Regions from separate parts of the Homo sapiens genome. Here regions 1 and 3 are each linked to region 2. The links are chromatin contacts, found by Hi-C or POLR2A ChIA-PET in ENCODE. All regions are on one chromosome and are shown on one strand. The core of a region is the stretch at or near the end of the contact, and the rest is flanking DNA. Distances in the headings are between cores, read along the strand shown. Region 1 overlaps MCOLN2 (mucolipin TRP cation channel 2). Region 2 holds the start of MCOLN3 (mucolipin TRP cation channel 3). Region 3 has its middle 15 kb from the start of MIR4423.

What was found. Hi-C counts contacts between places; a loop is a spot of excess contacts on that map. ChIA-PET counts read pairs that join two places held with the same protein, here RNA polymerase II (POLR2A). Pooled maps may share reads with other maps.
Region 1: a loop to region 2 is called in a map with no recorded cell type, with 5 times the contacts of the local background. The contact joins the enhancer-like site here to the promoter of MCOLN3 in region 2. A Hi-C loop is called at or near these places in 5 of 37 single-sample maps with no recorded cell type and 5 of 50 pooled maps. POLR2A ChIA-PET finds 5 or more read pairs at or near these places in 5 of 52 experiments (H1, OCI-LY7, activated CD4-positive, alpha-beta T cell and 2 more).
Region 3: a loop to region 2 is called in a pooled map, with 2.6 times the contacts of the local background. The contact joins the enhancer-like site here to the promoter of MCOLN3 in region 2. A Hi-C loop is called at or near these places in 4 of 50 pooled maps. POLR2A ChIA-PET finds 5 or more read pairs at or near these places in 5 of 52 experiments (H1, activated B cell, activated CD4-positive, alpha-beta T cell and 2 more).

The regions. Positions count from the first base shown.
Region 1 is chr1:84,972,291-84,975,118 of GRCh38, reverse strand. The region is part of intron 1 of MCOLN2 (mucolipin TRP cation channel 2); the gene reads left to right. Among named protein-coding and RNA genes, the nearest start is that of MCOLN2, 23 kb to the left of the region's middle. Within about 2 kb of position 1,403, at least 2 of the 41 ENCODE cell types and tissues checked have a DNase peak (open chromatin) inside an H3K27ac peak, as active enhancers do; they include OCI-LY7, where a contact is called at or near this core.
Region 2 is chr1:85,046,912-85,049,935 of GRCh38, reverse strand. MCOLN3 (mucolipin TRP cation channel 3) reads left to right here and starts at 1,436. Exons shown (of 13, transcript NM_018298.11): 1 at 1,436-1,540. RefSeq lists silencers at 1,035-1,174, 1,205-1,954.
Region 3 is chr1:85,147,769-85,150,626 of GRCh38, reverse strand. No RefSeq gene overlaps it. Among named protein-coding and RNA genes, the nearest start is that of MIR4423, 15 kb to the right of the region's middle. RefSeq lists an enhancer at 1,672-1,801. Within about 2 kb of position 1,491, at least 2 of the 41 ENCODE cell types and tissues checked have a DNase peak (open chromatin) inside an H3K27ac peak, as active enhancers do.

The sequences.
Region 1 (2,828 bases), core at 154-2,653, 75 kb after region 2:
ATGCTGAGCTCCCCCAGGACCCTCCTGGGTCCAGAGGTGCTGTCCAGGAGTCAGGGACTACAATAAAAAACCTTAGAAGTCTACCTAGTGTTCTATTGTATCGTGCCTGAGCTGGCACTCAAATTACAAGATGCAGTTCTTCCCACTCTTCCCTCCCCTCCTCCAAAAGCAGAGGAGACCTTCCCCATGGTCATCACCACCAGAAGCCCATGGGCAGTACTGCCAGACTACCACTATGTTCTCTTAAGGCCCAAGGTCTCTTAAGTCAGCTTGTCATGAAGGTTGTCTGGCCTGAGACTCATCCTTCAGGGCAGTGGGCTCCCTTCTGGCCCACGGAAGGTCCAGAAATGCCATCCAAGAGTCAGCTCTTAGAACTGGGGACTCCAGGAGCCCACTTGTTGCTCCACCCCCCAATAGCCGAGATGAACCTGAAGCCAGCAAGTCTCAGAGGCTCACCCAAGGCCCTAGATGTAGTACCTGGGTATCGCTGCTGATTATTCAGTGCCCAAGGGCTCTTCAGTTAGCAGGTGATGAATGCTGCCAGGAATGGGTTCTTCCCTTCAAGGCAGTAGGTTCCCTTCTGGCCCAGGGTGTGCCTAGAAGTGTTGCCCAGGAGCTAGGGCCTGGAACAGAGGCATTATGACTCTGACCCTATCATGCTGTGGCTGAGCCGGTATCCAAGATGCAAGACAAAGTCCTCCCCACTCTTCTTTCTCCTCTCCTCAAGCAGAAGGAAGGGATCTTTTTTGGAGCCACTAGTTGTGCAGCCTGGGGTTAGGGGAGAGGTGATGTCACCACTCCTTTAGCCACCCTGGTAGTTTGGTAGATTGCATGCCCCTCTAGTCCACTGTTTCTGGGCCCAGTTCAGCACTAGGACTCGCCTAGAGTTGCAGTCCTTGTGGCCTAAATTGCCTTTCAAATTCACTTAGACACCCAGAGCACTTTAGCCTGCAGTGGTGAAGTTTGTGGGAACTCAAGTTCCAACCACAAGGACCTGTGATTCCCCTCTGGCTAGGGCTGGTTTAAATGTTCCCTCCGTGGGTGGGCATCAGCTGAATTTGGTCCAGTTTTCCTTTCTGCTCTAACCGGGCAGAACCGTTTACTGCCTCACAATTGCTGTGCTCTCCCTCCCACAGCATGCAGAGGCACTCTGCGCACCAGGTGGCCACTGCTGGGGCTGGGGGAAGGGTGGTATCAGTGCTTCAGGACTGTTTTTTCTACCTCTTCAGTGCCTCTTTTAGCAATACAAAGTTAAAAGCAGGTAGTGCAAGTGCTCACCTGATTTTTGGTTCTTATGAAAGTGCTTTGCTTACATAGATAGTTGTTAAATTGATGTCCTCTTGTGAGAGGATGATCAGTGGAGGCTTCTCTTCTGCCATCTTGCTCCACCTTCTGGGCTTTTGCAAGAATCTTTATGTCCTTTGCCTATTTCGCAAGGGTTATTTCCACGGAAACTAGATGATACATTCTAAAAATGCTTAAGTGGGCCCACATAAAACATAACTGGTGGGAATATGCTGAAAATCAATGGGGGTACCACCATGAACCCCCTAATTTGGGAAACTTGACAATTTCCCCAGGATGTCTCACATACCTAAGTGAAACACAGGCACCTGATGTTTTGTTTTGTTTTATTTACTTGAGACAGGATCTCCTTCTGTTGTCCAGGCTGGAGTGCAGTGGCAAAATCATAGCTCACTGCAGCCTTGAACTCCTATGCTTAAGCGAATCTACTACCTCTGCCTCCCGAGTAGCTGGGACTATAGGCATCCACCACCACACTGGGCTGATTTTAAAAAGTTTTTGTGGAGACAGAGTCTCACTATATTGTCCAGGCTGGTCTTGAACTCTTGGCCTCAAGTGATCCTCCTGCCTCAGTCTCCCAAAGTGTTGAGATTACAGACATGAGCCACTGTGTCAGTCCCATCAGATGTTACTGACCGAGTGAGGGCACCTTAGGTGTGATAGGTAACAATTCATATATTAAATCTTGGGAATTCTTTACTTCTCTATTTTCTAAATTAACACAATTAGAAGCCCTAATAGTTTCTTCTCACATACCAGTGAATGGTCTTGCATACGTCCTTGTGCACAAGGACCCCACTTTGGAGACAACTGCAGCAGGGGATAAAAACAACTTTCAGGCCCCTTGTCAAGTAGGGGGATCACATAAGCCAAAGGCAATAGCATCCTGGGCTGGTTAGCTTATTTGCTGACAAAATACCATCACTGAAACTGGTGTATTCATTTTCCTGGGGCAAAGGTCAAGAGCCTTTTTCTGTTCTCATAGGGGTTTATAACCCCAATAAGGTTAAGAATCACTGACATCTTGTTTTGTTTCAAAACTTCAGGCTTCCGTTAGACTCTTAGTCATTGTTTTGATAAAGCTGAAATTGCCCTTGATCATATGATAGCCTTAAACTTAGCCAATGTCACACAGTCCTGATTATTTGTGGAGAGAGTAGGTTTTCTTAATGCCAACCTCATAGTCCTGATTATCTGTGGAGACAGTAGGTTTTCTTAATACCTGACAGTAGCTTTGTTGTGCCTTCCTCCTGGTTTCTTACCACAGTACCAGTCTCAGCCTTCTTTTCTTTCATTTTCTATTCCAGCATCTCTGGCTTTTATTTAACCCACTGTATGGGTGGCTTTCTATTCTATTTCAGATCTTATTTTTATGCCTTCAAATACTATGCTTTTTTTCTTTGATATTTTGTTCTTTAGTGCTGCCATTATTAAGCTTATAAAAATCCAGATCATGCATTTCCTATGGGTTAATGAAACATAAATAATTCATAAAAGCTGTGATTGCTCTTATTTATTTCATG
Region 2 (3,024 bases), core at 187-2,686:
TCAGGGCTGCCTCCTCTGTCTGTAATGGAGCAGCCGGCAGGTTGAATAAAGGCTTGCCTGAACTTGGGTCTCGGTCTCTCTCGGTCTCTCTCTCCCTCTCTCTCTCTCTCTCTCGTCCTTTCTCTCGGCTAACTTCACAGATTGCACATAAAAAAGAAAAGGGGTTCAGAGAAGGTAAGTAACTCCCTAGAGACCAATAAGTGGCACAGAAGGGAATTTGGGCCCTCATCTGTCTGACTCCAAAACCTGGCTTTATCTATTCACCGGTCCTTATAACTCAGCTAAAACGAGGGTTAAGCAAGTGCCATCATTTATGACTGTGAACCTCTTCAAAGTTCAGATTGTTCCTGAACAATCAAGCATTTCAAACTCTTACCATCAAGTAAGGAGATAGCGTTACATCGTGTGTAGGCATATGGGGATTAAAGATTACATTATATTTTCCAAATTGCACTTGAGAATTGACTGTGCCAATTATATCCTTTCTGGGTATCTACCTTGTTCACAGTATGTGGGATCCAGGTTGAGGAACAGCATAAAATTCTTGTACCCTGTTGCAAAAATTTATTAGTAATCCATGCATACTGGTTTAGGATTTGAAAACAGGTTTTATAAAAGGTTTGCTAGGTATCGATCTAATTTCAGGAATACCCTAGTAGGGAAATTCAGTGACCTTTACAAATTTACCCGTGGCCAAAAAAAAAAAATAAGTAAAAATTAAAAATCAGAACACATCCAAAGTAATTATAATTAAAATTAACCAAAGTTCCTGATCCAATCCTGATAAGGGGTATTAGGTTTAATATTTACAGATAATTTATGAAGAAAAAGATTACGGTTCAAAGTCTACTTCAGGTATTTCTATTTACATTTCTTGGAAAAGTTTCCCAGGGCTCTTTCTGCCCCAGCCGCCAATCTACAGAAGAGTCTAGTCGACTGTCCACTCATTTCACAGCACTTGTCTGAAACTAGAAGACCCAGGGAGGGAACAAGGTTCAGGCTTGAAACGCTAAGACATTCAAGATTTCACCTTGTATGCAAAAATCAGAATGGGAGGCTGCAGCGGGGCCTCACACTCACCGGAGCTAGGCGCTATAGATCCCGCACCCGCGGAGCCCGGCAACCACCTGAGGGGCCTTGGCCAGGAGGGGGTGGCCCCCCGGCGCCGGCGGCAGCTCCGGAGCAAACCTGGCAAACCCGAGCAGGGCGGTGCGGGTTGCTCAGGGAGAAAATGAAGGGAGTGATAGGGTGGGGGTGGCAGGGAACGGGCACAACGCCGGCTTCCTCCGGACGGCCTCCTGCGTCCCACCTGTGCTCCTGAAAAGCGGCCCCCGACAGGGCGCGGCGGGAACCCGAGCCGGGAGTAGGGTCACGAGTTAAAGCGGCGGGGGCGGGAGGATGCGCGGGCGGCGGACGGGGCGCTCTCCTCCCGTCTGACTCTGGGCGGAGCGGGGCTCGAGGCTGCTGGAGTCGCTCGCTGACTCGCCCTGCGCCCTCGCCGCGGACACCGGAGCTGCGGCCGCTCCCCGCTGTCCCCCAGGTGAGCCCGCGGGGCGCTGCCCCGGGGCGTCGGGTGTCGCGGGAACGGCGCCCGCGGCGCACAGGGAGGGCCGGGGAGGCCGGGAGGCAGCGAGCTGTCGGGGACGCCGCGGGAAGGCCGGGCCGGGCAGTCGGCGCCATGGAGGGCAGGCGGGCTGGAGCTGGGCGCGAGATGCAGCTGTTCCGCGCCGCCCCCAAGCCGCCCGCAGGTCAGTGGAGGAGCGCGCCTGCCGGGCCTGCCCGGGGCTGGGCGGGTGGGGGTGCTCTGCTCCTCGGTCCCCCTCCAGGCCGCCGCCCACCTGTGGCCAGGGCTCAGAGGGCTGGAAGCCACCCCCGCCCGGAGCCCCTGGGCTGGAAGGCTTGGATGCCGGCCGGGGCTCCAGATGGCCTTGACGCGGCTCGGCTGGCCCCTTTCAAGGCGGACTGTCCCCCTGTTAGAGGTGGGGGCGGCTGGAAGTGGGGGCTCAGGCCCGGGTCGCTGCGCTGGCTGAAAGCAGCCGCCAGCCGGGCTGCGGCCGTCTGAGCTCCACGGCAGTGCCCGGGGATGGCAGCGACCGCTCTGGGACATCGCTGCAACCCTGCAGATCTTTCTCGCACACACTACCCAACAAAAGTGTCAACCCTTGTTGTTTGTTTGTTTGAAAAAAAAAGAAGACTGGAGAGACTAAAGTTTTGTGTCTGGTGAAGTGGGAAAGCGCTTCTGAAAAAACGAGGTTGCATAACTTTGTCGCCAACTGGGAGGCCTTTGCTATTTATACACTCCCGGGCTTTCTCCAATTTTCTACAGCTTACTCCAATCAAGCCTCTGCCCGCCAGGAACAGGTAACCTGTGTGTGTCCGTTTGCTCCTTCTAAGAGCATGCCTGATAGATACTTCGGTAGCCTCTCCGGATGGCCCCTTCGTCGGGTAGCCTCTCCTGATGGGGTCCTTCGCCCACCCTGCCTCCCGCGCCGGCGCTCCGGGTGAATGTCAAGGGTGGCTGGCTGCGAATACCTCCTTCAGCTGCTGGGGTTCCCGACAGTTTGCAGTTTTTAAAAGTGCACCCTCGGAAGGGCTTTTCAGACTGGGTAAACCTGACTTTTCCAAGGTCAGCATCTGGTCCTGGTGAATGAAATGTCTACCGGGACAACTCGTTGTGATGTGCTGAATATATGCTGGTTGGCTTGTTTTCTCTTTGTTCCTGTGGATTACTGTACATGGTGTGTGGCTAGTTTGTTTAAAATTTAATTTTCCCTGTATCAAAGTGGAAAGCGCTTAGTGTCAATATACAACTCACCAACATGCTTATTAACAGCTTCATCATTATGTTGGTGTTCATATGCGAGCTTTGGTCAACATGAAATCATCTGCGTTTTAAGTCCTATAGATAAAGTCTCCTTAAATGCTGGTTAAAATATCCTGCCTTTTTGAAGGAAGTAAAACTGTTAAGTGAAAATCCTAATTTATTAATAACTTTTTCTTTCCTTTATGCCTTTACCTAAGAAT
Region 3 (2,858 bases), core at 242-2,741, 100 kb before region 2:
AGCTAATTTTTGTATTTTTAGTACAGCTGGGGTTTCACCATGTCGGCCAGACTGGTCGTGAACTCCTGACCTTAGGTATATCTTGTAATTCTTACCAAATTACTTTTAGCTATCCTAGACTCCCATCATTCACAGACAACCTGCACAATTTCTACCATATTTAAATACTGTGTGTAATATTACTTTATTTTATCTAAAATTATTTTTTCAATTGAAAAAAATTGAAATGTAAAACTTCACACTGCTGCCATATATGGAAAACCAGTATCACTTGTCATTAACGAGTTAAACAGTTTTTTCTATACACTAAAATGAATTCACAACTATTGAGATAATTAAGGTGTGAGCTCTATGTACAGTTATGTACACCTTAACATGCATACCACACTTTGGGAAATACTGAGTTTAGTCTCTGCTATGGTCTGGATATGGTTTGTTTGTCTCCACCAAATCTCTTGTCAAAATTTAGTCCTCAGTGTGGTGTCTTGGGAGGTGAAAGTTGTTTGGGTCATGGAGGCAGATTCCTCATGAATAGATTAATGCCCTCCCTGGGAGGTGGAGTAAGGAGTGAATTCTCACTGTATTCATTCCAATACAGCCAGTTGTTAAAAATAGCCTAGCACTTCCTTGCACACTCTCCCTCCACCACCACCCCTTCCTCGCCACGTGACCTGTGCATACACTGTCTCTCCTTCACCTTCTCCTGTGAATGGAAGCAGCCAGCAGCCCTCACCCAATCTTGAACTTTCTGGCCACCAGAATCATGAGTCAAATAAACCTTTTTCCTTTATAAATTGCTTAGCCTCAGGTTTTCCTTTATAGCAACACAAAGTGGACTAAGACAATCTCCATCTTTTCTATCACAAATGTTGGGACACAAGAAAAGTCAAAGCTGCATTGAAAGTTGAACACACAGATAACACCAGTCTGTTTTCTTTTTAAGGAACAAAAGCACCATGTCTAGGTAAGACACTTGACTAATTCCCACCCGGAGCTGGCGATAGAGAGAGTGAAAGGTCTCCTATAGCAGGGTTGGGGAGGGTCTGTCTGCAGTCTGAGATTGTGTCCCAAATGGGGCCCATTCTTCATGAACCCTGTAGGTTCCACACTGGCAGGAACAGAGCTAAAGCCCAATTCTTACAGCCTGCATTTCTGCCTTGAGGACTTCTCAGTGCTGTTTCCCTGAACACATTTTTTTTTTTTTCATTTTGTTTCCTCTCACACTTTTAACCCTTTCCTACCAGCATATTTTCGCCTGAACTACCAACATAGGGTTGGTAGGAAACCACCAAAAATGTATCTTTCCTTCCTAAGATTAGAACCAGGGCATAGGAGCCAGACATAGAGATCAAAATACCAAATTTACTTTTGACAAAGGTAAGCTGGAGAATATGACTTGGGTCTATGGCCAAGTGGGCTTCTTCATATATCCTCTGTGATCTGATCATCCCCACCTAGTCACTGGTGGAGTTAATGAAAAAAGACCTCTCCTGGCATGGGCAGAGGCTGTCAGCACCATAAAAGTATGTATTACCAACAGGCTGGTGTGTGGTGAGAGAATGCAGAAGGCCCCTAGCCAAGCATGCTCAAGTTCTTCTCAATTCACTACTCAGATGAGTCATTCTTTGTGACTTGGGGAACAGTAAATTAGGGGTTTAAAGAGAAGCTGGAAGTGATTCTCTCATACTCTTTTCTCTTGAGAAGTAGCTAAATCCCCTCCCTTTTATGGAAATGGTAAAAGCACAGGATGTTATCCTCTAAAAATGACCACCTATTGCTTCCTCTTAATAAAGGACCAAATGTCACAAGATAAACTTTGGGACCCTTTTGTAAATGGAGCAGGAAGTGGAAATGCTGAACTGCACATAGGCAGTCAAAAAAAAAAAAAAAAAACCACACACACACATAAAGATTTTCCAGGTAATCACTAGGCAATTGCTGCCATGGGGCACCCAGTTAATTTGCAAAGTGGTCAAAGCAGCATATTCTCACCTCTTTTGGTAAATCCTTTCCCCTCAGGCCCCAGTGGCCATGTGCCACCTCTGGCTGCCTTGGGCCTCAGATATCCCAAGCAGTCTTGCCTTTCCTTCCTGTGCCCAACAGAATCTGTCTCCTCCTTCTCTACCTCCAGGGAAATCTTGCCTTCCATTTGGTTTTACAATCTTGCCTGGAAGAATGTGCTCTCATCACCTGATTCAAATGCTAAAGTGTTAATGATGGATAGGGTTTATTTGTACTTTATTTTAAAATGGGAGCATATTAAACTATGCCTAAGAAAGTACTGGAAGTATTCCTTAGGTTCTGTTGGTTCTTTTTGCTAACTGTGGGGTCCCTCGATGCTCCTGCTACAGTTCCATGTTATGTTCACTTCTGAAAGACTGTTGGCTTTTGTATTAGCCATCTCAACTTCTCAGGTCTACTTTCAGCTTCAGCCAGTAGGGAACAGTACTTAAGCCATTATCAGCCATATCCTTAATGCATTTAAACAGGGCCTAGGTCACAAGGAGGTTGTTGGGCTTCTAACAAATCACCTAGTGGAAATTTTATGAAAGTCAGAATTGCATATGTAAATTTTTAAAATATACATACACATACGAAGGACTAACCAAAACAACTTTGAAAAAGAACAGAGTTGGAGGACCAACATTATCTGATTTTAAGGTGACTTATAAAGTGACAGTAATCAAGATGGTATAGTAATGGCATCAAAATAGACAAATCAATAGAATAAAAGTTCAGAAATAGATTCATACATATACGGACAACTGATTTTTGATGAGACAATTCAGTGAAGAAAGAATAGTCTTTTCAACAAATGGTGCTGCAACAATAAAATATTTGCATGAAAAAAATGCTTT